2 separate regions of the Homo sapiens genome follow, and region 1 is linked to region 2. The links are chromatin loops, found by intact Hi-C in ENCODE. Cell type or tissue: ovary. All regions are shown on one strand. Each heading gives the region's core, and the rest is flanking DNA. Links, peaks and the distances in the headings are about the cores only.

Region 1 (11,502 bases), core at 1,971-9,970, 65 kb before region 2:
GAGCATCTGCCAGCCTTTTCAGTGGAAGAAACAGAAAGGCCACAGGATTCGCTGATTCTTTTTTTCAAACTAAGGAAAAAAAAAAACAAAACAAAACAAAAGGAAGGCTGTTTTTCTTGCCTCTCTTACTGACAGGAATAAACATTTCAGAGCAGGAGAGTCAGAAAGTGGCTGTGTGGGTGTAGAGGGGAGGAAAGGACAAGTCAGGCCACCAGGGCTCTGGGTGCAGGCCTGCTGCTGCCTCACCCTAGAATGCTCTCACCTCTCCCTTGACAGCCCTGTGTTCAAATGCTCAGCGCAGGACGAGCCAGATGACCTCCCGATTCCACGACTTCCTGGCACGAGAAAACTGATCCGCCCTCTGCGAGCCCAGTCAGCCCATTCTCACCAACTGGAGGATCCTGTGCACAGAGTGGGCATTCAGTAAATAGCTGTGGCATGAGTGAATGGACCCAACTGGGACCCCAGCACCCTGATAAGCCACAGGAGGCCTCTGGCCACAGAGTCTGCCACCAAGTTCAGCCAAGGGCAGCCAGGCACATGGAGATAGGAGCAGGCCGGAGGGTGTTTTCTGTGCTCTTCACAGGCCAGGGTGGAGGGCCCAGCGGCCCCTTCCTCAGGCTAGAGCGAGCTGCTTACCCTTTTTCAACTGGGACTTTCTCTTCTCTACCCGCCTCCTCCCCACCCCCTCCTGATTGACACCAATGCTTGCTCTGACAAGATTTAAAAATAGACATTAAGACAAGGAAGTTTAATTTTTAATGCTGTGGAGAGGAAGTGAACACAGACCTGGCATTCCCTCACGGCCACATTCCAGGAGTCTTGGGGTATCTGCCAGGCCCCGCACCTGTCCCCCTTCCCCCAGCAGAGGCCAGCCTGACCCACCCTTAAGATCTACTTGTTGCAGCCCCCTAGGAAGACAGCCTGAACCCCTCACACCTGAGCACTCTGGGGGGGGGGGGCCTAAGTGCCTCTTGCTGCCCAGGTTACCCTGTGTCTCCTCTGCCTGGAGATGCCAGGTGAGGCCAGGTCTGAACCCAAGCTCCCTGCTGGGACCCTTGAGCCCACTCACTACTCCTGTTTTCAGACAGAAGGCACCCCATAGACTCCTTATGACACTCTAGGCCACCCAACACTGACCATGCACAGACCTCAGCCCGAGCCCACAGAGGCACTCGTGACATGGCCGAGCCAGTACTAAGCACGTGCCACCAATGCAGCTGGAGAGCCCGACCATGCTGCCTGCACCCAAAGGCAGCCAGCGTCTGCGAGGGCCCTGACCTCACTTAAGGGAGTTTAATCAGGGCCCCATCAGCACTCTGCCCGGGGCCACCCTGCGCCAACCTTTTCCCTGTTCCAGCAGGCTGGCTGAACACGGCCTCCTCAGCTAATTAGCCTTCATTAAGGGAGCGATCCACAAGGAATAGGCTTTCCAATGGGCCAGAATGTCACTGCTCTGCCAGCCATAATTTAAAGTGATGGGACAGCTCTGCTGGCAAGCATGAAAAATGACCATTATCCTAAGTAGCAATTACGCCAGCAGCCCCAGCCCCGCCCCCACCCCTCCACATCAGACAGGAACTTGATTTGGGCTGGGAAGAGCTGGGCGGGATCAGGACTTGCTGCCCCAGGAAGGGTACACATGACCCCAGCATTCAGAGGTCCCTTTTCCAGCCCACCCCTATACGCTCTTCTCTACTCACAGTTTGAAGCTCCGAGTCTCCTTTGCCCCCTGGGAGGGGCTTAGAATCATTTAATCTCTACTACCAGTATTCTACCAGATGGCCCCAGGAGGACCCAGAGATGGGGCTGACTGAGGAAAATGCCCAGATGGTTTTCACTGCTAGGAGAAATCCCTTAGGGTGAGTGTGCTTACTGGAGAACAGGATCCTCAGTATGGGGAAACTTTTGTCCCAATTCAAATCTCCTATTCCCTATCCACCTAGAAGCCAGCATTGTCTTTAGCCCTGAGAGTCGGGGCAGGGGATGCAGAAGACAAAGAGGAGATGGGACTCAGTCAGGAGTGACCACTGACTCCCTCTCCTCTACCCTCACCTTGCTGCCCTCCTGGAGGCCCCAGATTCCCACAGTGCACTGGGCTGCCAACATGGCTAGAACTGTCTGGTTGAAGTCGCAGTGTCAGGAGCAGACCTGGACCCCCACAGGCAGGCAGGCACCCAGCAGCCTGTGAGGCACCTGCCCTTTTCTTAGTAAGGAGGAGGACCATGGGCTGTGTGGCTCCACCTGCCAACCTACCCCCAGTGATGTCACCCAGCCCTCACCAATACTAGTACCCTAGAAGCTCCGCCCAGTGGTGAGGAACCTATGCACGCCTCTGAAGGGTTGCAGTGTACGACAGCTGCACCTCTCTTCCACATGGGAATCCTCCCAAGCGCTCAGAGGCACGGGGCGGGGTGGTGTGGCGGCAGCGGTGAGTTTGGAGAAATACCTGGTAGGCTCCGGGATCTATGGGAAGAGTTCTATCTATTGATCGCAGCCCTCAGGTTCAACTCTAATCCTTCAGAAAAGCCTCCTTTTTGGATCTGAGCCACAAGACTACAACAAGTTAAGGCTACAAAATTCCTAACAATTGCACCCGGTCCCAGAGGGCTGGGCTTGACCCAGCCTGCATGCTCCCCCTGCCCCCCTGCACAAGACAGCAACAGAGGCCTCCCAGGGACCCTGACTCATCAACACCCCACCTGCCTTTGATGTTTTCCCTTCCCATTCTGCTCTTTCCTCTGCTCCTTCCCCAGTATCAGGCCAAGCACCAGCCTGCAGGAAGCCTTCATTTGAGTGGAGCACAGTGACCCACAGCCCCCACATCCTGGCCAACACCCTCCTGCACCTGCTCCTCCACCTCCCGATAAACACAGTGGCAAACACTCTTACACACAAGCATGAACTTGTCTTCTGCTAAATTCCCCATCTTACCTAAGGTCTATGTCTTATTTAATCATCTCATTTGCTACTAGCATACAAGAAGTGGGTCTTGGAGATTCAATTTTTCCCTGCTTACAGCATGTCATGGGAATTCTGGAAATATTAAGTAATCAGAAAAGTCAGAATCCAGGAGAGAACAACTCCTTGCCTGGTAAAGAGAATGTAATCAGTACCTTCTAATTAGGAAGCGACAGCAAGTTCTCTCGCTATCAACCGTAACGAAAATATATTCCACCAACTAGCTCATTAACCTCTGCCAAGGTTTTAAGGGAAGATGGGAAGAATTGCTTGTCATCCCATAGCTATGGCGCTCGGAGAGCCTTTATCAGAGGCAAGTGTGAGATCTAACTTCTCTTCCCCATCAAGTGGAACTCAGGAACCACTACCACATGACAACATGTTGTGGATTTACAGCTCTGGCCCTCCATGCATTCATTCACAAACATATAATGAGGGCCTACAACGTGCAGGGTACAGATCACTGTACTAGCCAGTGAGGAGGTCACCAAACCACGTTGGGCTCATCCTGGAGAAGAAAGGCACCGCAGGCAGTTATACCAACTCCGGCCAGCAGGTGGCAGGGTGGGGGTGGGGAGGAGTGAGCGCAGCTGAGTGGGGTTACAAGCCCCAGGGTCTGTCTTCCTAATAAGGCTTAATATAGGCAGGGTGGGACAAAACAAAAAGGTAAGTTGAGACTACAAAAAAGAATGGAGAAGGAAGCTGTGAACAATGAAAAGGACAGCATTCGTGTGAATCCAAAGGCACCAGGGAAGCACACACCAGTACTTGGCTGACAGATGCTGGCAGATGGGTCACAGGACCAGGAGGCACTGGCCCACAAGGCAGCCAGAGACATTCCAGTGGTGCTTGCCACCAGAAAAAGAATGAGACTATCTGCCCCAGCTTCCATAAAACTCTAGGCACATGACAGGTAACTTCCTACTAGGGTGGCTGGAGGGCCCAACCCATGGTGACAACTAGGGGAATCCAACTCAAGTCACTTCAAACCAGTCTCCTTGGAAAAGCAGCCCACACCCCAGGCAGGGAGGGGGGCTTCTCTCCCCAAGAGAGAAGATGAGGATGCCTGCCCCCACCCCAGATGGCATGTAACTAGTGACGTGAGGACAAGCAGGGAGACCATCACGACAGCCCCTATTGGACTGGAAAGGAAGCCCAGTCCTTCAGGGACCAAGTGATTTGCCCAAGGTCACACAAGAAGCTAATGCAGAACCAAGACTAGAGCCCAGTCTTCTTCCTGCGCTTGTCATTCTATGGGAAAAGTCACCCCTCCACACACACCCCCACCCTAAAAAGTGTTTCGGCTAATGTGGATCACTCCACACAAAAGCTGAATGCCTCTTCGGCACAACTGCTTCTTCCCAACTTCACTCTGAATGACTTTCTCCTGCCCCCAGTGCTCCTCCTGGACCACGGGCAGTGGGCAGCTGACAGCCTCCAGAGGGCAGGACAGACTCTGGGACTGAGCCAAACATCTGTGCTACGTCGGGGCTTGGGTGAAGAAAGGCAGAGACGGCAATTGGGATGAAGGAACGATTCGAGATGAATTTAAGAAGTTTTCAAATGTTCCTAACCAGTATTTCTTATGCACGTGCACATATGTGCGCACAGCCTCCAGAGTCACACAGAGGACAGAGAGCAATTCCCAGCTGCCCTACCCATTCATACCTTCTCTACAAAAGTGCCTCTCACCAAGGACAGGGGCACCCTGCTTGTCTCCCTTTGTCCCTTCCGGCCACTGGGGCTCCCAGAACCTGGAAGCACGTGGCCAGCCAGCTCCCTGCCCGGTCCACTGCAATCCCTCAAAAGCAGCAGCCAGCCACCCGATGGCAGCATGCCCCCACACCCCTCCTTTCCCACCCAGGCCCCAACTCGGGAGCATATCTGAGGACTAGCAAGCAGGTCCATCGGCTTGAGCCAGGGGCTCCTCCTCTTTTTCCTAGGATTCACCGAAAGGAGTGGGAACATGTGGCCTCTACACCCCGCCCCCCTCCAACCCACTCCCATAAAATGCTGCAGATTGTATTCTTGTGCATTCAGGAGGAATACAAGAAGAAACTCAGAAATACATCCTCACTTGTGCCTATCTCCAACTCAGGCTCACAGCTGTTACAAATTCTGAGCCCACAGCCATTACTGCAGGCTGCCCAGTCGGAGGCACTTCCAGCCTGGGTTTTCTTATAGGGGAAGGAGGTGGTGCCAAACTTTGCCAGCCTCCTAGGAGTAGAGCAAGTCTCTCCTGAAGACAGGCAAGCTGGAGCCCCCATTCAGCCACCAAAGAGAGGGAGAAAGGAAAGACAAAGGTGCATGAAAGGGGGGCGGGGGCAATTTTTTTTTAAAAGCACACTTACCACTGTGCAGAGAGCAGAGCAATGCAGCACAGAAGAGGGAGAGGGTATTCACGCTATGGTAAGCCAAGAGGAGGAGAAGAGGGCGAAGGGAGAGAGAAACGGAAGGACTTACCCAGAATATCAAATTGAAGAGGAACATCATGTACTTCAAGCAGCAGAGGCAGCCCCTGGCCATGTTGCACTTCTTAAATTCTAGGAGGAACACAAAGGACAGGTCCAGGTAAAACACCACGTACTTGCTGCCTTTGGGTGCATTGCACTTGTCGGTCTTAACGCCGGCCTCGGCGCGGCTCTGGCCCCGGGAGCCCGCGGTGCCGTAGAAGGCGCCGGCCGTGAAGCCGCGGCCGAACGGGCGGCCGGAGGTGGACGGCTTGGCAAAGTCCGAGTCCTTGCTGTCCAAAGATGGACTCCGATGGATCGAAGAATCCTCGCTACTCGACTTCTCCATGCTCGCGGCGTTCCCGGGGGGTGCGAGGAGCGGGGGGCATCGCTCCCAGAATGGGACGGAGGGGGCGCCCAAGTCGGGCGCGGGCTGCGGGGGGGCCGGCGGAGCCTTGCACGCCCCCTCTCTGCACAGGGGCTCACTCGCGGCCGAACCCCGCGCCCAGGGGCTGCTGCCTGTCGGACGGCGCCCCGCTTCTGGCCGGCGGCCCCGGGAGGGCTCTGCGGCGCGGCGCGGCTCTCTGCGCGCTCGCGAACGATCCCCGGGAACCGGCTCGCCCGCGTAACTCAGCGTCTTTGGGGAGGCTGCAATTTGATTTCTCTTTCCAGGCCGTCAGCTCGCCTCTGGCCGCACTGGCCGCTCCACACGAGGGAGAAGGGCACCGGGATCCAGGCTCCCTGGGCACACCTCTCCCAGCCCAGCCCAGCCCCAGCGCTGAGCCCCACCACTTGGCCGGCGCTCCGCCTCCTCTCGTTCCGCGACTTTGCGGAGCTGCCGCCGGCCCTGGGCTGCCCCGGCGCGCGGCGGACAGTGCCGAGGGATCCGCCGCAGCTGCAACCGCTGGGCTTTCCCTGCGAAATCCCGGCCCCGACTCGCGACTCTGAAATCGCCTGGAGCCCCCTCCCCGGGCCCTCGGCCCCGCCCCCTGCTTTGCATTCGACCAATGGGCGCGAGGCCTTCCCGGCCCCGCTGGGGAGCCACCCCCTCCCCAATGACACACTATCTTTAATGGGATTAGCGTTCTGCTGTGTGCCTAAACAAGTGCGCCGCGAGCACTCGCTAAATGTCAAGGGCTCTGCAGCTGAGGGGTGAACCAGAACCTTCAACGGAAAGCGCTGGTCTCTTTTACCCGAGCAAGGGGGCGGCGAAAGGAGGGGGATGGCTGGAGGTACCCACGGCCCAAGCAAGCCAGAGGAAAGGTCTGGGGAGAAGGACTGGAGGGGGACAGAAGCGCGGCCGCTGTCGAGCTGGCCGCCGCCCCCTATGCACTTGGGGGCCTGTCCGGCCAGGGCACGCGGTCTCCCGGATAGACCTACACACACTCTCACACACACGCCCCCCTCCATGCCTTTGCACACGTGGGTCTGGCTAGGGCGCACAGGGAGAAGGGACCGCAGGGAGGCGCGAGGTATCGGAAAGCGCCGGGGGCCTCTGCGGGGTGCGCGCCGCCCTCCCCGCCCCCTCGGCGCGCACGCACGGGCGCGCACACAAGGCGCTCCGCCAGGCTCCTGCAGCTGCGCGAACCCTTGCCCCGCGTTCTCGGTTGGGACGCTGCGGCGGCTGGAACCCCAGGCAGGCTGACAGGGACAGGTGGACGAAGCGGGGTCCTACCTTGCCTTTCCTCACCCCGCCTGTGCCAAGAGTGATGTAGGGGTGCCCTTGGCCACTGTCTGGGTGCTCTCCCGTGAGGTCAGAGAAACGAGCTTTTGCTCGGGGCTTGGGAACATCCTACCGTAAAGCACTGCAACTGGGCAGCCTCCCTTGGGCTAGTGCAGAAGTCTGCATTGCCGACCGGGACACCACACTTTGCAAATGATGAGGATTAGAAGACTTGCGGGTGGGGAGCCCACCTCTCTTTTCTGCTACCCTTCCAGTCGCTCAGGAAGAGAGTACTGAGAGCACCCGAGGGCAAGAGCCACATTTTACCAGGTTCTGTAACCCCATCCCCTACCACAGGGCTTGGCCTCTGGGAGGTGCTCAATAGGGATGGCTGGATGGAAGAATTCATGTCCTACCTGGGGCGGTGGGTGTGAAAAGTCCTCCCTGGATCCCAGCAGGTATTCATGTCACACCTAGAACTGTGTGCTAAACCCTGGGCCAGGCCCTCGAAGAAACAGATATGAGAAGTGGGGCTCCCTGCCCTTCAGGGAGCCACAATCCAGTTAGGAAGACAGGAGGGCATTAATCACCAAGGCAGCACAAATGGGCAGACACAGAGCTACCACAACAGGCATGGCCATGGTGGGAGGGGGACATGAATTCCAGCCAGAGGGACTTCCAGACCCTCATCACAGAGCTGTGGTAGTGACCTGTGCTGATGGTGACCTGTGCTGGTGGTGGCCTGTGCTGGTGGTGACCTGTGCTGGTGTGACCTGTGCTGGTGGTGAGCTGTGCTGGTGTGACCTGTGCTGGTGGTGGCCTGTGCTGGTGGTGGCCTGTGCTGGTGGTGAGCTGTGCTGGTGGTGGCCTGTGCTGGTGGTGAGCTGTGCTGGTGGTGGCCTGTGCTGGTGGTGACCTGTGCTGGTGGTGGCCTGTGCTGGTGGTGAGCTGTGCTGGTGGTGAGCTGTGCTGGTGGTGGCCTGTGCTGGTGGTGACCTGTGCTGGTGTGACCTGTGCTGGTGGTGGCCTGTGCTGGTGGTGACCTGTGCTGGTGGTGGCCTGTGCTGGTGGTGGCCTGTGCTGGTGTGACCTGTGCTGGTGGTGGCCTGTGCTGGTGACCTGTGCTGGTGGTGGCCTGTGCTGGTGGTGGCCTGTGCTGGTGTGACCTGTGCTGGTGGTGAGCTGTGCTGGTGTGACCTGTGCTGGTGGTGACCTGTGCTGGTGGTGGCCTGTGCTGGTGGTGGCCTGTGCTGGTACGGTGAGCTGTGCTGGTGGTGGCCTGTGCTGATGGTGCTGGTGGTGGCCTGTGCTGGTGGTGAGCTGTGCTGGTGGTGGCCTGTGCTGGTGGTGAGCTGTGCTGGTGGTGACCTGTGCTGGTGGTGACCTGTGCTGGTGGTGACCTGTGCTGGTGGTGGCCTGTGCTGGTGGTGAGCTGTGCTGGTGGTGGCCTGTGCTGGTGGTGACCTGTGCTGGTGGTGGCCTGTGCTGGTGGTGGCCTGTGCTGGTGGTGAGCTGTGCTGGTGGTGACCTGTGCTGGTGGTGGCCTGTGCTGGTGACCTGTGCTGGTGGTGGCCTGTGCTGGTGGTGACCTGTGCTGGTGGTGGCCTGTGCTGATGGTGACCTGTGCTGGTGGTGGCCTGTGCTGGTGACCTGTGCTGGTGGTGGCCTGTGCTGGTGGTGACCTGTGCTGGTGGTGACCTGTGCTGGTGTGACCTGTGCTGGTGGTGACCTGTGCTGGTGGTGGCCTGTGCTGGTGACCTGTGCTGGTGGTGGCCTGTGCTGGTGGTGACCTGTGCTGGTGGTGGCCTGTGCTGATGGTGACCTGTGCTGGTGGTGGCCTGTGCTGGTGACCTGTGCTGGTGGTGGCCTGTGCTGGTGGTGACCTGTGCTGGTGGTGACCTGTGCTGGTGTGACCTGTGCTGGTGGTGACCTGTGCTGGTGGTGACTTGTGCTGGTGAACCTGCAGCCTCACTGGCTCCCTGGCAGGCCCGCCTCCTAGAGGTGAGAGCTCTCCCATTCTGAGTGGAGCTCTCCCATTCTGAGTGCAGCTCCCCTACTTTAAAGGAAACTGCAGTGGTTTTACCATCCTGAGCCCCTTCCCAACTCAGATGGGGAGCCCAAGAATAAAACCTAGTGTGTATTACAGCCACCAGCAGCTACTCTCTCTGGGTTCGGCATAGCAGTCCCACCGATGCTGTCTGGAGATGAAGGGGCAGATGTCTAGTCGCCTCCTGATGTAGCATCAGGGCTGCCTGACTGGCATGGCTAATGCCTTTTGTCCTCTGCAGCCTCACCTGGCCGCTCCTGAGGGGCCCACGGCTGCCGCTTCATTCTCACAACATTACTTCTTTGATGCAGGGATAGATCATTTACCAGCTGGACCAAGAGTCAAGAGACCTGTTTTTCACTTTGAGCTCTTTTTAGCTGTGTGATCAAGGGCAAGGCAGTTTGCTTTTCTGAGCTCCCGTTTCCTCTTCTTTAACATGGGGATTAAAAGAGCCTACCCCCTAGAGGTGTTACAAGCATAAAGTCAGTTGGTGGATGTGAGGAGAGTCTGAGGACATGAGACTGAACAAATTGGAGGGGCTGATCCTACCAGTCTCAGATGGGGGCCTGGTGTCACGGAGGGCCCTCGCAGGGTGGCCCCCTCCACTTCCTAACCCTTTTTCATCTCTTCTGCCCAGCTCACACTTTGTCCAGGCAGAATAGTTGCCTCATTGTCCCTGGATCTTTCCATCTTCATTTCTGATTATAAATGAATTTGTGCCACTAACCATTTCCTCAGAAGTCTGAGGGCCTTGGGGTTGGGATGGTCCCCAGCAGGTAGGGGAAACAACAGGCAGGTAGGAGAGGAAGTGGAGGCTGCAATGCAACAGTTCTGCCTCCTCTGGTCACACTTGTCAAAGGGCACTGAAGTCACACCTGTCAGTCCCTGAGCAAAGCTGTAGTGAAGTCCCATCAGGGCACTCAGCTTAGTCATCAGAATCATAAAAGCAACTTTAACGTATAAGTCTTTATTTACCCCAGGGACCCAGCTTCCCACAAAGTAACTCACTCAATCTTCATAACAACCCTACAAGATAGGTACACCCTATTATCCCCATTTTACAGAAAAGAAAACTGATTTCACAGCCCATGCACCACACTCTCTTAGACTCTACAAGTTTCTGCCCTTAAGAATCTTCCAGGCTAACAGACTCTTAAAGCACAACGGGGAACCTGAAATATCATGTCCTGATGTGATGTCATTAGATGAAAGGACCCTGAGGAAGGGGCAGTGCTCCTGGACTGCTAATAAGAAAGGCGAGTCATCACCCAGATGGCCTTGAGTTACCTGACACAGGCTGGAAGAAGGAAGCTGGTGTGGGGAGACGCAGCGTAATCTAGTCCTATCTTAGGGGGAAGGTGGTAGAGCAGCCTCAGGAAGGCAGCTCTAGGAACACGTCCCTCCTCCTCCCTCTCTCACCATGAGCACACCATCCATTGGTGCTGGTTTGTTCAAGATAAGAGGACGCGGAACAAGGACCCACGGAAGACACAAAGCTGAGCTGAGTAAGACAAGGCGTGGGCCTCAAGGAGCTCAGATCTAGCTGAAGCGACCCACCTTCTACCCCCACTCACGACTGCAGCTAGAGAAGCCCAAAGCAGACTGATGCACAGAGCACAGACCGTGGCAGGATGGGCACCGAGCTGTCCCTTGCAGAAGGGCTCTCTGAAGTGGGTGGCCACCCTAGAAAGGCGTGAGTGTGGTACCTTCGGGAGGCAGGGAGGGGACAGGCCTGACTGAAGCAAGAGAAGGTGCTTAGAGGTCAAAGTGAGCTACCCTGTGAAGCCTTGCATGGCATATGAAAAGCCTGGGCTGCATCCTGCAGGGTCCCAAGCAGTGGGGCCCATGATTAACCGGTGCCCTAGGAAGCTGGGCCTGGCACTGGCATCGGGGTGGAGGAGAGGCAAGAGATGAAAAGACCAGTGGCTGTGGCTGCCTCAGTTCCTTAGATTGGGGGTACAGATGGAACAATCAGATAGAAATGGTGCTGTGAGACATCATCCCTCTGGCAGCTCCCGATCATTCTCAGCTTGCCACCCAGGCAAGCTGGCAGGTGCAGGCTGCCCTTCAGGGGGCTCTCTGAGCATGTGAACAAGGCAGCCTGACTTCACTTTTCTTTTATTTTTTTTTTAACAAAAAAAGTGAAGTAACTACAGCATTCTCAGAGGGGAAGAAGAAAAGTGAATAAATGAAATCAACATGCCACATCTCTGCTGGTTGGCAACTGGGGAGATGTGGGCTTTGGAGTAAATGCCAAGCTCTCTCTGCCTCTCTGTGAATTCCTCAGGCTGGCAGCATGAGACAGGGCTCAGTCTTTGGTCTCTCCCTCACCCACACACAATCAGAACCAATGGGCCAGCCCACAGCCCCTTTCTGACCCA
Region 2 (11,502 bases), core at 1,206-9,205:
CCCAAAACACCCTTGGTCCTTAATCTAGACACATCCAAACGCCCTTCCACCTGGCAAGTAAAACCCCAAATCTCTCCTCAGCCTCCCACTGTCACCTCCAAACCTCCCCTGGTCCACACTCCTGAACCCACTCTTCCCCTGGGCTTTCCCAGGAACCTCACAGCATTCTGTGCCCTCCCTGAGCCTTCCCTGTGGGCCCCCACACCCCAAACATCCCTGAGTCCTCCTACCTCAAACTCCAAACTACCCTTTGACTTCCCACACCAAACTACAAATCTTCCTCATTCCAATTCCCCCAAGAAATCCTGAACTTTCCTTGGGCATTCATCATCGAACCCCAAACGCCTCCTCACCACCCCATACCAAATCTAAAAATCCCTTCAGCTGCTCCTAAGAAACCCTCTGAACTTCCCTGCAGGGACTCCTCTGCAGGCCTGGGATGCAGAGGGCAGCACTTCTCAGCTGATCCGTGGCCAGTGCCAGGCTTTCTATTTCCCGTCCATCCCGGGCCAGTGCATGATCCTACTGTGACCTGTTTCGCACCACACATGACTCTCCTCCAGATTTCAACAACACCCAAACTGGCCCGTATCTTGTTCGATGAGAGAAGTCCTTCAGTGTCGACTAAAAATCCCTACAAGTTTCCTTGGTACCAACCACCAAATTCCGAGACTCCCCTGGAGCTACCCCTGGGAAACACTAAACAACATAAAATGTCAGGGCCAGGTCAACCGCTACAGCATTACTAAATGCACGCTTTCCACTCCAGGACTTAATTCCTTACAGATAGCCCAGGTCCACGGGCCACACTCTGGGTAGTAATCTGATGATTACTTGCACCCGACTGTCCTGGTGGCTGCCCTGAGATACCCTTCCTAGGCCTAAGCAAGCAGGCTTCCCCAGGTGTGTGGATGAGCTAAGGCGATAGTGCAAAGCAAATTCTGCAGCGGGGAGAGTGGATCTGCCCAGGGACCAGCTGGAGCTGATGGTTGCCATGCTCCTGGGGAGGCCACGTGGGTGCAACGGCCTGAGCCCCTGACGGTCAGCTGCAGGGGCTAGAGAGTCACCTGCTGTGAAGGAACATAAAAGCTATCTGAGGCCAGGCACGGTGGCTCCTGCCTGTAATCCTAACACTAGGGGAGGCCGAGGGAGGTGGATCACCTGAGCTCAGGAGTTTGAGACCAGCCTGGGCAGCATGGTGAAACCCTATCTCTACCAAAAATACAAAAAAATGAGCTGGGCATAGTGGCTCACACCTGTGGTCCCAGCTACTCGGGAGGCTGAGGTGGGAGAACGACTTGAGCCTGGGAGTCACACCACTGCACCCCAGCCTGGGTGACAGAGCAAGACCCTGTCTCAAAAAAAAGAAAAAAAGGAAAAGTTATCTGAGGGGATGCAGGGAGTTGAGGGGACCCTTGAGGCTGAGCATTAGGCCAAGGGCCAGGTCAAGAAGGAGCAGAGGGCAGCGCAGCCTGAAGCGAATCCCACCATCCCCAGGCTGGCCGACTGCAAGCCCCTCCACTGCACGGCAGGGGACACTTGGGGAAGGCTGGCCACTGGCAGGGTGAGGGGAGGAGGGGGAGGGGGAGGTGTGAACAGAAAAGGGGGAAATCTAATTAGAACTGGTTCCTACTCAGCCACCTGCTGAAAACCACAGCTCACCAACACTTGGACGGAAGGATCGAGAACAACCCTGCCAAGGATTTCTCTCCATGGTCTCAGACAGAGGAAGAGAGGAAACAAGTTGAGCCTTCCCTGGACACCGCCCCCCACCAAAAGCAAAACAGCCATGAAGCTGAAACCTGAGAGGATGCCAAGGGGCAGCGGGAGGCAATTTACAGCCCAGAAAACTGAGCACTTGGGCCAGATGTGGGTTCTGGGGAGGGGCTGGGGCACAGCGTGTAGGGAGGGTGGGGGAGCAGGCCCAGAGAAACCCTCCTCAGGGCGTCCACAGCCTGTAGCCCTGGGCTCTGAGCTGGGAAGCAGGGTACAGCTTTCCGCCTGCCTGGAGAAGAACAGAGCACGGGCTGAGGGGCGGAGAACAGGGTCCAGGACCCACCCTGCCCACAGGGCTTGGAACCTTCGGCCAGCAGTCAGATAAGTGCAGGGAAAGAAAGCCAAGCAAAGGGAAGGAGGTAGATGGGGCAAAACAAAGAAGAAACAGGGTAGCCCGGATGCGATGGCTCACTTTGGGAGGCTAAGGTGGGCGAATCACTTGAGCCCACGACTTTGGGACAAGCCTGGCCAACATGACGAAACCCCATCTCTACAAAAATACAAAAAAAGGAAAAAAAAGTCCTTTTTTTTTTTTTGTATGGCGGATATGGTGGCACGTGCCTATAGTCCCAGACACCAAATACTTGGGAGTCTGAGGAGGGAGGATCACTTGAGCCCAGGAGGTGAAGGCTGCACATGACTACCCCACTGCACTCCTGCCTGGGTGACAGCACGAGGCCCTGTCTCAAAAAAAAGAAAAAAAGAAACGGGAGGAGAGAGCCCAGCGAGGAGACAGGACTGGGCAGAGCTGGGCACTGGGGCCTCTTCCCATCCCACCAATTCACCCTGGACTAGCCCCCTCCTCTAACCGACTCCGGGAGGTGGTGAATGACCCGCAGTGAGGAGACTGAGCTCGCTCTCCTTCTCAGCTGGGCCCTGCACTTCCCAGCCAGCCCCAGGGCTCTCGTCTCCCTGGCACTAAGGAGATGCCTCATTCCTAACAGGTGTGCCAGCTACACCCGCCCCAGGCAGAGGGGCCAGCCCAGGGGTGGAAAAATCACACTACCAAACCCACGGGCAGAGCCCTCCATTCCAGAACGGGCACCGCTGGGCACTGCCCCCTCACCACCCATGGACGACAAATGCAGTCCTAGGCTCCTGAAGGGAGTGCTGAGGCCCAGAGAAGGCAAGGATGGTCCTGGGGTCACACAGCCAGTGAGGGGGACAGCGGGACCCAGACACCCGACTCCTCACACGACCTTCCTCGGAGGCTCAAAGCCAGCAGCAGCCCCTGTTTAAGGAAACAAAGCTGCCCCTCTCTTGAGCTTCAAGGGGCCTGGGATAGGACGAGGGAAGGAAGTCAAGCCCCTGAAGAGCTGCATGCAGAAATCCGTGTGACAAGAGGTGGAATTATTTCCCCTAGAAAAAAAGAAAAAGCCCTCCCTTGGCAGAGCCCAGGGGTACTGGGCTGTAGGCTGATGTAACAGAGAGAGGAGAGGCCAAGAGGAAAGGAATCCCCCTTCCCTCTCAGCAAACCTACTGCCAGGAGCACAACAGGGAGGACGCAGCTGGAGCAGGGGGTGGGGGAGATGAGCCAAGCAGGATGTTGGAGCCTGGGATAGAGCCCTCCTCCATCTGGCTGGAAAGCAGAAGCCTTTGAACTGCAACCCAGGGGGTAGCACTCCCTTGGGGCCCAAATCTGGGCCTGGCATGGATGTGGGGTGCCCAGAGCAGAGTATGTATCTACAAGGGCTGTGTCAGCTGGAAAAACCCGCAGGATGTGAAGCCACATGGGAGGCAGGCAGCAGGAGGCGGGGCTCTGGGAAGGGCGAGGAGTCAGGACAGTGGCCTGGGCTCCAGGGGCAGGCACTTATGTGTTCCAGTGAGAGAGTGGTGAGGCCTGGGGCAGCCAGGAGAGCGTGGCCCGGGGAAACGTGGGCAGGGCCCAGCTGCGGGAGCTCCAGGGAAGCTGACATGCCCAAGTGGGCCCTGTGTCCACACCCCAGAGAGGGTGGGATGGGGGCGGAAGCCCAAGGCCTCAAGAACACCCATCCCAGAGAGGAGACGACAAGGAGCCCAGGAGCCATCCACTGCTGCCCCTTAGTTTGGAAGGTCCTGCCCCTGAGAAGGTCCAATTGGAAAGAGGGTCCCGGCCGCAGTCCCCTGCCTCAGTTGATCCCAGAGTAGCAGTGGTAGCTCCACAGGCCAACTGGGATTCAGATCCCACCACAAGCACACAATGCCCTTCCACACCCGAAGCCTTCACAGCAGGACTGGACGGGGCAGGGGTTCTGGCAGCTGGGACCACCTGGCGGCTCCACAGTGCACAGTGGGGGCTGTTTCTCCAGCCCTGCCTTAGAGGGGTCCCCAGCCAATGTGCCCCCCACCCCTGCCTCCAGCTGAGGGGTACACTATGGCGGGAGCGGATGGCTGCGGTCACCACCTCCTCATTCTCGCACACTCTCTCCCTCCAGCTCCTGTTTACTTACTGGCTGGGCAGGAGCTTCAGCTTCCCACGGGCACCTGAACATGTGTTCCTCTTACAGAGGGTTTGGGAACAGAATAGATTTTCTGACAGTTGCCCTGACCTCAGGCATCTGAGGGCTCCTCTCCCTCCTTCCAACCCTACTCATGCAAACCCGCTTCACGACAAAAGGAGAGCCACCCCGACTCAGAATCTAATGACAGGGTTTGGTGTCCTGTCTTTGCAATGCTGGAGGCATCCTTCACTTCTCTGAGCCTCAATTTCCTCATCTGCAAAAAAGAGGATCCCCCAGTACCTGACACAGGGGCTGTGGGGGAGATCAATGAGACAAGGCATTTGAGGAAGAGCCACGTGAACTGTAACACAAACTGTCGAGCCCCACGCAAAGGCTTAAGAATGCCCACGATGAGTGGTGCGTGACTTATCCCGGGACTCTGGAGCCAGCCTGCCTGCATTCAAGGCCCCGCTCAGCTGCACCTGATTAGGAGGGATTCAGGGCTGCCCCTCAAAGAGGAGGAAACCAATAAATGTAAGCAAAGGAGTCAGGGCATCCCTGGCTCACGAAGTGCTTCCTACATGTTTGCTGTCACTGCACGTCACTGCTGATGTGCAGCATGCCCTTGCTCTTACGCTGTTGTCCCTCCCAGGCCAGGAGCACTGTGTCCCACCACCACAGTGCCCTCAGTAACTGCACAGGCTACCAAGCTGGGGACTCCTCGGGGAGCAACAGGACTTTCCTCGGGGACACTGGGTCTCGGCTTCTGGACCCTTTAAGACACTGAAAACCCAGCCAGCACACGTGGCAAAGATTTTCCCAATGGTGGGAACTCTACTAAAAGGGTATCTCCCAACCCTGGGACTACCTGAGCTGAGACAGCCGCTTCTCAAGAATGTCACAGGAGAGTTGGACACAGGGTACGTCTGAGAGGGCTGCCTCGGCTTCATCCCAGCCTTTCCTCAGACCCATCCTGGAATCAGTGAGATGTGGAATTTGAGTCCCCATGCCATCAAGGGGCGATGGCTGATCCACCCAGACCAAAGGGCTTGACTTGAATACGATGGACCTGGGGGAGAAATTGATAGGTTTCCTGCTGCCATCTAGTGGTCAACATCAGTAAGAACAGCAACAAGCCAGAAGGCCACCAAGCAAGCCTCAGGGCCACAGCCCCTCAACCCTGCAGGCCTGGACCAGGGCTGAATGATGAGCTGGCTGAGGCAGAACCTAGCAGGAAGCAGAGGGTGTAAGAAGGAGAAAACGTGTCAAAAACCCACAGAACACCAAAAGCCTGCTGCCTATCCTCCCAGGGATTAAGGAAGGAGTGTGCCTCATACACCCCTGTAACAAATAAAAACGTGGTGGCCGGGCACAGTGGCTCGCTCCTGTAATCCCAGCACTTTGGGAGGCCAAGACAGGAGGATCACTTGATGCCAGGAGTTCCAGACCAGCCTGAGCAACACAGTGAGACCCCATCTTTACAAATCAAATTTAAAATTTAGCCAGGTGTGGTGGAGTGCATCAGTGGTACCAGCTACTCAGGAGGCCAAGGTGGGAGGATTGCTTGAGCACAGGAGGTTCGAGGCTGCAGTGAGCTCCGATCGTGACACTGCACTCTAGCTTGGGTGACAGAGCAAAACCCTGTCAATCAATCAATTAATAGTGTTGCCCCAACTCTAAAGCAATGCAGTGCCTAGGCACTGAGAAGGAACAGGCAAACAAGATGCCAGCCCTGACTGCAGGCACCTCCGAGTGGTCTCTCCCCTACTCCCCCATGTCCTCCACAGCTAGCCAGCCCCTGCGTTTGCCATGCTTTTCCCCACATTGTTCTTCTTCCTCCCTTCTATACATGGATGATGTGCCTGTACAAACGTCACTGCCTCTTCCACGCTGCACGCCATCACCCTCATCCACCCTGGACTGTGATCGCCTGACTATACGTCCACCTTCCCCAGCAGAGCTAGCCCCTGCTCTCAGCTCACAGTCACATTCACCAGCAGAGCAGCTGGCTCTCCAGGCCTGACCAAACTGGATCCCAGGGCCCCAAATGCTTCCCGCCTTCTGTCTCAGAAGTTGGGCGCCCCAAACAGCCATCGGCCATGCCACTGTCCCCAAACTTCCCTCCATCCCTCCAGAGGGCCCATCTGCCTGTGACCCAAGGCCCTCTGACCCAAGCGACCTTCCACCCCAAAGCAGCAGCCCCGAGCGGAGGCAAGCAGACCCTTGCAGATATGAGGCAGGACAGACAGAATGAGGGGAGCTGGGCTCCAGCCTTGACCATCCCCTAACTGGCTGTATGACATGACTGGCAAGTTTCTTCCCTCCTTGAACCTTCAAAGTTCCCCATTTATACAATGAATGATCATCTCGGGTCCCTTTCAGGTCAAAATCTCTATGACACTAATTCCTGCTAAAGTGCCAGTGACCTTTAATTGTGTAACTGTTCCCACAATACTCTCATCTTCGGAGAGGAGAAAGTCTCAACCCATCACCCATTCATTCACACAGTAAAAACACACTAAACACCCAAATCCTGGGAGTGGGGTGCCTGTTTTTAGCAATGCGACCTACTGAGCTCTGCTTTAGCCACAGTCCACGGCGGGAAAGGCTGACGAGGAAGGCCAAGCATCCATGCTGAGCTGACACAGGAAGCAAAGCACCAGCCTGGAGCCTGACACCCTGCAAGATCGGGACGGCAACCCTTACATTACACACCTTCTAAGGGGCTGTTCCAAGAATCAGTCCCTCACAACAGCCCTAAGCGCTGACCCTGTTTATAATCAAAGAAACTGAGACCCAGGGGGGTTCAATAACTTACCTTCACCAAAAGATGCAAAGCCAGTGTCAAGCTAGAAACTGCGCCTGGGTGGCTGTCTGGCCATTACCCCGTGCCATGGTGGGTGATCAAGAGGTGATGCTAATGCCAATTTCCTCTCCTCCCCGTCATCCATCCATTTTCACAGGACCTGTTTCTTTGGAAACCTCCACCCTCTGCACTCTGGTTTCCTTCCCCAGTCACCCCTTATTCAAGTTTGCACACCAGAGTTGAGCAGAGCCACCTGGGGAGAAAAAAACCACCTGCTCATCCAACTTCAAGCAGCATCATTTTAGGGCACTGACCTTGTTTTCTTTGGTACACTCAGCCTGCTGGTGTTGTCTGTTTTGGAGCTGCCCTTAGATGAGGGTGGGGGGAAGATGACTGCATTGGAATGAAAGGCCTGGAAGGATTCTGAATACATACCAAGGCTCTCCTGTGATTTCCCCTGGGAGGGTCCCTGGGGCTGGGAGAGGGGCATAGGAATGGGGCCTCACATTTTACTGATACTTTTATGTTATTTTATTTTTTACAGCAAAAAAAAATTATATAATAATTGAGTCTTATTTTAAAGTAAATAAACACTTTAGACAGACAGACTGCTGGCAGATGACCAAACTGTGTACTTGTAGGAAGTGCCTGGTGAGACAGACCAGGCCTCCCGGGACAGAGCCCTGAAGTGGGAGGAGAGGACCCCTCTTTTTCCGGGATGGGTGGGGCCTGTGCACGGAGGCAGATGGTGGAGTGGTTTCTGGAGCACAGGGACAAACTCTCTGCCCCCAAAATACCTCACGCATCTGCTCATTCGTGCCTGAAATTCCTTCACCGAGGGACAGTCTTTGATTCCAGTTAGAAATAGGCCTGAAACCGTAAACCCACCCAAAAGACATAAAATGGTGCCTTCAAGTCATACTCCAAGGGAGCAAGCTTGCTGGTGTTGGGGAGTGAGGCTCTTACAACGCCTCTCGAGACAATCTGGAGGAGGCAGGACCTGACCGCTTCCTAATGGCCCCAAAGGTGACGGGGAGGAGCTCTGTGGCGGCCTCAGGGTGGCGCCTGTCCTCACCCTGACCTACCTGACAGGCGGGCGGTGGGGACGATGAGGCTGAGAGCCACCGGTCCACTAGGGATGGGAGAACCTGAGCCTGGGAAGCTTCATGGGCTGGGGAGGGGTGGCGCCTTTCAGAGGAGACTGAATAGGAAAAAGTCAAATATCTGGAACCAGGGAAGTGGGAGTCGTCCACGCCAGGCTTCGCCCAACCTAGCTGGAGGCCTGCCCTGGGGCCTGGTGTTTTAAACAGGATCTAGACAAATGGGGCCACATGTTGAGAAGCATGAACAGAACAGTGGGAGAGACTCAAACCGGGTCAGGAGAAAACAGGAATGCGGGAACTGAAGGAGAATGCTCCATGTCATGGTCCATCAGGGAATGCAAATCAAAGCACAGTAAGATACCACTTCACATCTAGGATGGCCATAATTTTTTTAAAAAGGAAAATAACAAGTGTTGGCAAGGATGTGGAGAAATTGGAACCCTCATGCGTTGCCGGCAGGGATGTAAAGTGGTACAGCCGCTGTGGAAAACAGTTTGGCTGTTCCTCAAAATGTTAAAACATAGAATTACCATATGATCCAGCAATTCTTCTCCTAGGTATATGCTCAAAAGAATTGCAAACAGGTGTCCAAACAAAAGCTTGTGCATGAATGTTCATAGCAGCTCTATTTACAACAGCCCAAAGGTGGAAACAACCCAAATGTCCATCAACAGAAGAACAGAAAAACAAAATATTGCACATAGGTATAATGGAGTAGTATTCAGCCTTACAAAGAATGAAGTACTGATGCACACTACAGCATGCGTGAGCCTTGAAAATACGCTAAGTGCAGGAAGCCAGACACAGAAGGCCACATACTGTATGATTCTATTTACACGAAATGTCCAGGAGAGGCAAATCCACAGATAGAAAGCAGATCAGTGGTTGCCAGTGGTGAGAGGCCTGGGGGGTCACAGGTAAGGGGTGCAGGATTCATAGTCAGGGTGATGAAGAAGCCATGGAAGCAAGTAGTGGTGATGGTTTTACAAACACGGTGAACGTAGTAAATGCCATCGAATTACACACTTTAAAATGGTTATAATGATATATTTTGTATGTATTTTACCACAAGAAAAAAAATGTTTTTAAAAAATTGCGAGGACTTTGGGAAGGACACAATACCTGGTAACAAACACCTGAGGGCCTATCCGACGAGGGTCCAAGGACAGGACCTGTCCTGCAAGTTCCCAGAGTATGGAACCTCCCGGAAGCCAAGCTCCAGCATCACAGCACACATCACAGCCAGCATTCCCTGCACACCTGCCACGGTCAGGCCAGAAGCTTTCATCAGCATTAGAGGATTTTCTCACTTCATACCCACAACAGCCCTAGGAGGTAGATGGGACTGCCCCCAGTTTCGGGTGAAGAAAATGAGGCTGGAGAAGGTAGGTAACTGGCCCACAGGCATCCAGTAAGTGCAGGGGCTGAGATCCTAATGGGAGCACCTGTGCAACTGGCTGCTGCTGTACGCCACCATCAGCGCAGAGAACGTGGGCCGCAGCTTCGGCATGTCCAGGCTCAACCAAGTCCCACTGTCGCTTGCTTGCATGTGACCTCTGGCTATTTACTCAACCACGCGGTGCCTGGGTAAAAACTGCAATTAACACCACCAACCTCGAAGGCCGGCTGGGACAATGAAATGAGATGACTGTGCCCAGCAGCTCCTGGCACGTAAAGGGCTCCATAAACATCCGGTTTCTTTTTTTTTTTCCCCAAAAGTGGAGAAAATGACAAAGATGGAGGAGACTGTCTCAGCAGGTAGAGCGTGTGTACCCCGTCAAAGGAGGCGAGGAGATGCAGCACAGCAAAGAGCCGCTCAGCAAAAACAAATACCACACGGGCACTGGCCCCAACGACCTTGAAGGTTCTGCCCTTGAAATCCGATGCGGCTACAACGTAAGACCCCTTCCCGAGAGTGGGCTTTGCTAGAAGCAAGAAGGGAGTGATCCAAGAGCACTGGGATCCTAAAGGAATCAAGGTCGCCACAAAAAAAGAAAATGTGCAAAGAAACAGAAGGCTGGAAAACAGCAAAAATAAAGTTTGCCGGTAAAAATAGAAGTAACTCACATTTTTAGAGCACGGCCGTGTGTGCCAGACACTCTGCTAAGCGTTTTGTGTAGGTTATCTCACTGACTCTGCACATCTCTGTGGGCCGGTACTATTATTATCCCCATCTCACTGGTGAGGCAGCAGAAGCCGAAAGAGGTTCAGGAGCTTGCCCGAGGTCACGCAGTTAGGAAGGGCCCACTCTGCCACCCTGCCCCAGGCCAGTCCCGAGAAGCCCTATCACCTGGATGCAGTCACCTGACTTTGGGGTGTTGCCTCCAGACACCATCTGCCCAGCTCCCACCCTCTGCTGTCCGTCACACCTGGAGATGCCTTTCCAGAGCAGAAAATCAGCCCCAAGCAGCAGCAAACCTCTCCCTGCCTTGCTGTGGCCAGCAAGCGGAAAGCTAGTAGCTGACGCGAACAAGAAAACATGAGAGGATCAAGTAAACATTTGGGGAAATGTTGTTAAATAGAGGGGGAAAAATGGGGAACTTCCGTTTTCACCAGCTCGATCAGCTTTAGGGCGAAACCGCAGGCTGCTTCAAGCGGCTGCCAAATGCCCAGCCAGATCCTGCCAGTGCGCTGGCACTGAGGGCAGGAGGAATCAGGTTTCCCAGGCTGGTGGGGCAGGGCTGGCCACCGGGGGAAGCGGAAGTAGAAGGGAAGCGACCCTCTGGCCACCCCAACAGCACTATCCTGGAGAGGGCCAAAGAGGCGGTACAGCCGCCCAGAGACCTTCCCAAGTTGCCAAGTTTGTCCCACACATCGGTGATCCACGCAAGAAAGAGGATGCAGGGAGGGATCAAAGAAGACCCAGGGGCCTGGGCACCTCCAAGTACACCTGATATCTGAATGCACAGAGGGCATGGAGGGGTTGGTCAGGGATGAACAATAAACAGGGTTCTACCTCTGCCAGGCTCCCGTCACTGCTTCCCCGAGGGACAGCTGGCCCCAGGGACGCCACTCCACACGGCAGGAACCGTTCATCCTACCCTTGAGCTGCCCAGCAAGGGAATTATGAAGATGAAAAAGGCAAATGCTGAAAGGAAGCTGAGCTCTTAATTTTTGCTTAAGCTAACATTCAAGGGCTTACAATGTATCAGACACTAGGCCAAGTCCTATACATGGATTATCTCATTTAATGTTCTTAACAGCCCTACAAGGTAGTTACCACCAACATCACCATTTCATAAGTGGACAAATTGAGTGCCAAAGAGTTAAGGGATACATGTGATGACGAGCTTGTGTGTGGTGGAATTAGGATGCAAACCCATGTGGTCTGACCTCACAACCCACACTCCTAACCAACATCCTTTACCACTTCCTGAAACAGACTCTCAGGAGGTAG

What was found. Peaks named below come from ENCODE experiments on the same cell type or tissue, not always from the same donor. Only the 100,000 strongest peaks of a DNase experiment are listed, where the experiment ranks them.
Region 1: a loop joins it to region 2, with 2.4 times the contacts of the local background. A loop is called at or near these places in 83 of 110 quality-filtered maps.

Annotation. Positions count from the first base shown.
Region 1 is chr12:3,195,179-3,206,680 of GRCh38, reverse strand. It overlaps TSPAN9 (tetraspanin 9), which reads right to left. Exons shown (of 9, transcript NM_006675.5): 3 at 5,425-5,504. The coding sequence starts at 5,487. Among named protein-coding and RNA genes, the nearest start is that of TSPAN9-IT1, 51 kb to the right of the region's middle. RefSeq lists enhancers at 7,973-8,510, 8,511-9,049. In ovary, for the core only: CTCF peaks have their summits at 3,509 (motif pointing right) and 6,889; DNase peaks (open chromatin) are centred at 3,520 and 6,796; H3K4me3 peaks cover 1,924 bases; H3K27ac peaks cover 601 bases.
Region 2 is chr12:3,129,443-3,140,944 of GRCh38, reverse strand. The region is part of intron 2 of TSPAN9 (tetraspanin 9); the gene reads right to left. Among named protein-coding and RNA genes, the nearest start is that of TSPAN9-IT1, 15 kb to the left of the region's middle. RefSeq lists enhancers at 3,375-4,225, 4,287-4,786, 4,787-5,288, 7,548-7,842. In ovary, for the core only: a CTCF peak has its summit at 5,306 (motif pointing left); a DNase peak (open chromatin) is centred at 3,524; H3K27ac peaks cover 544 bases.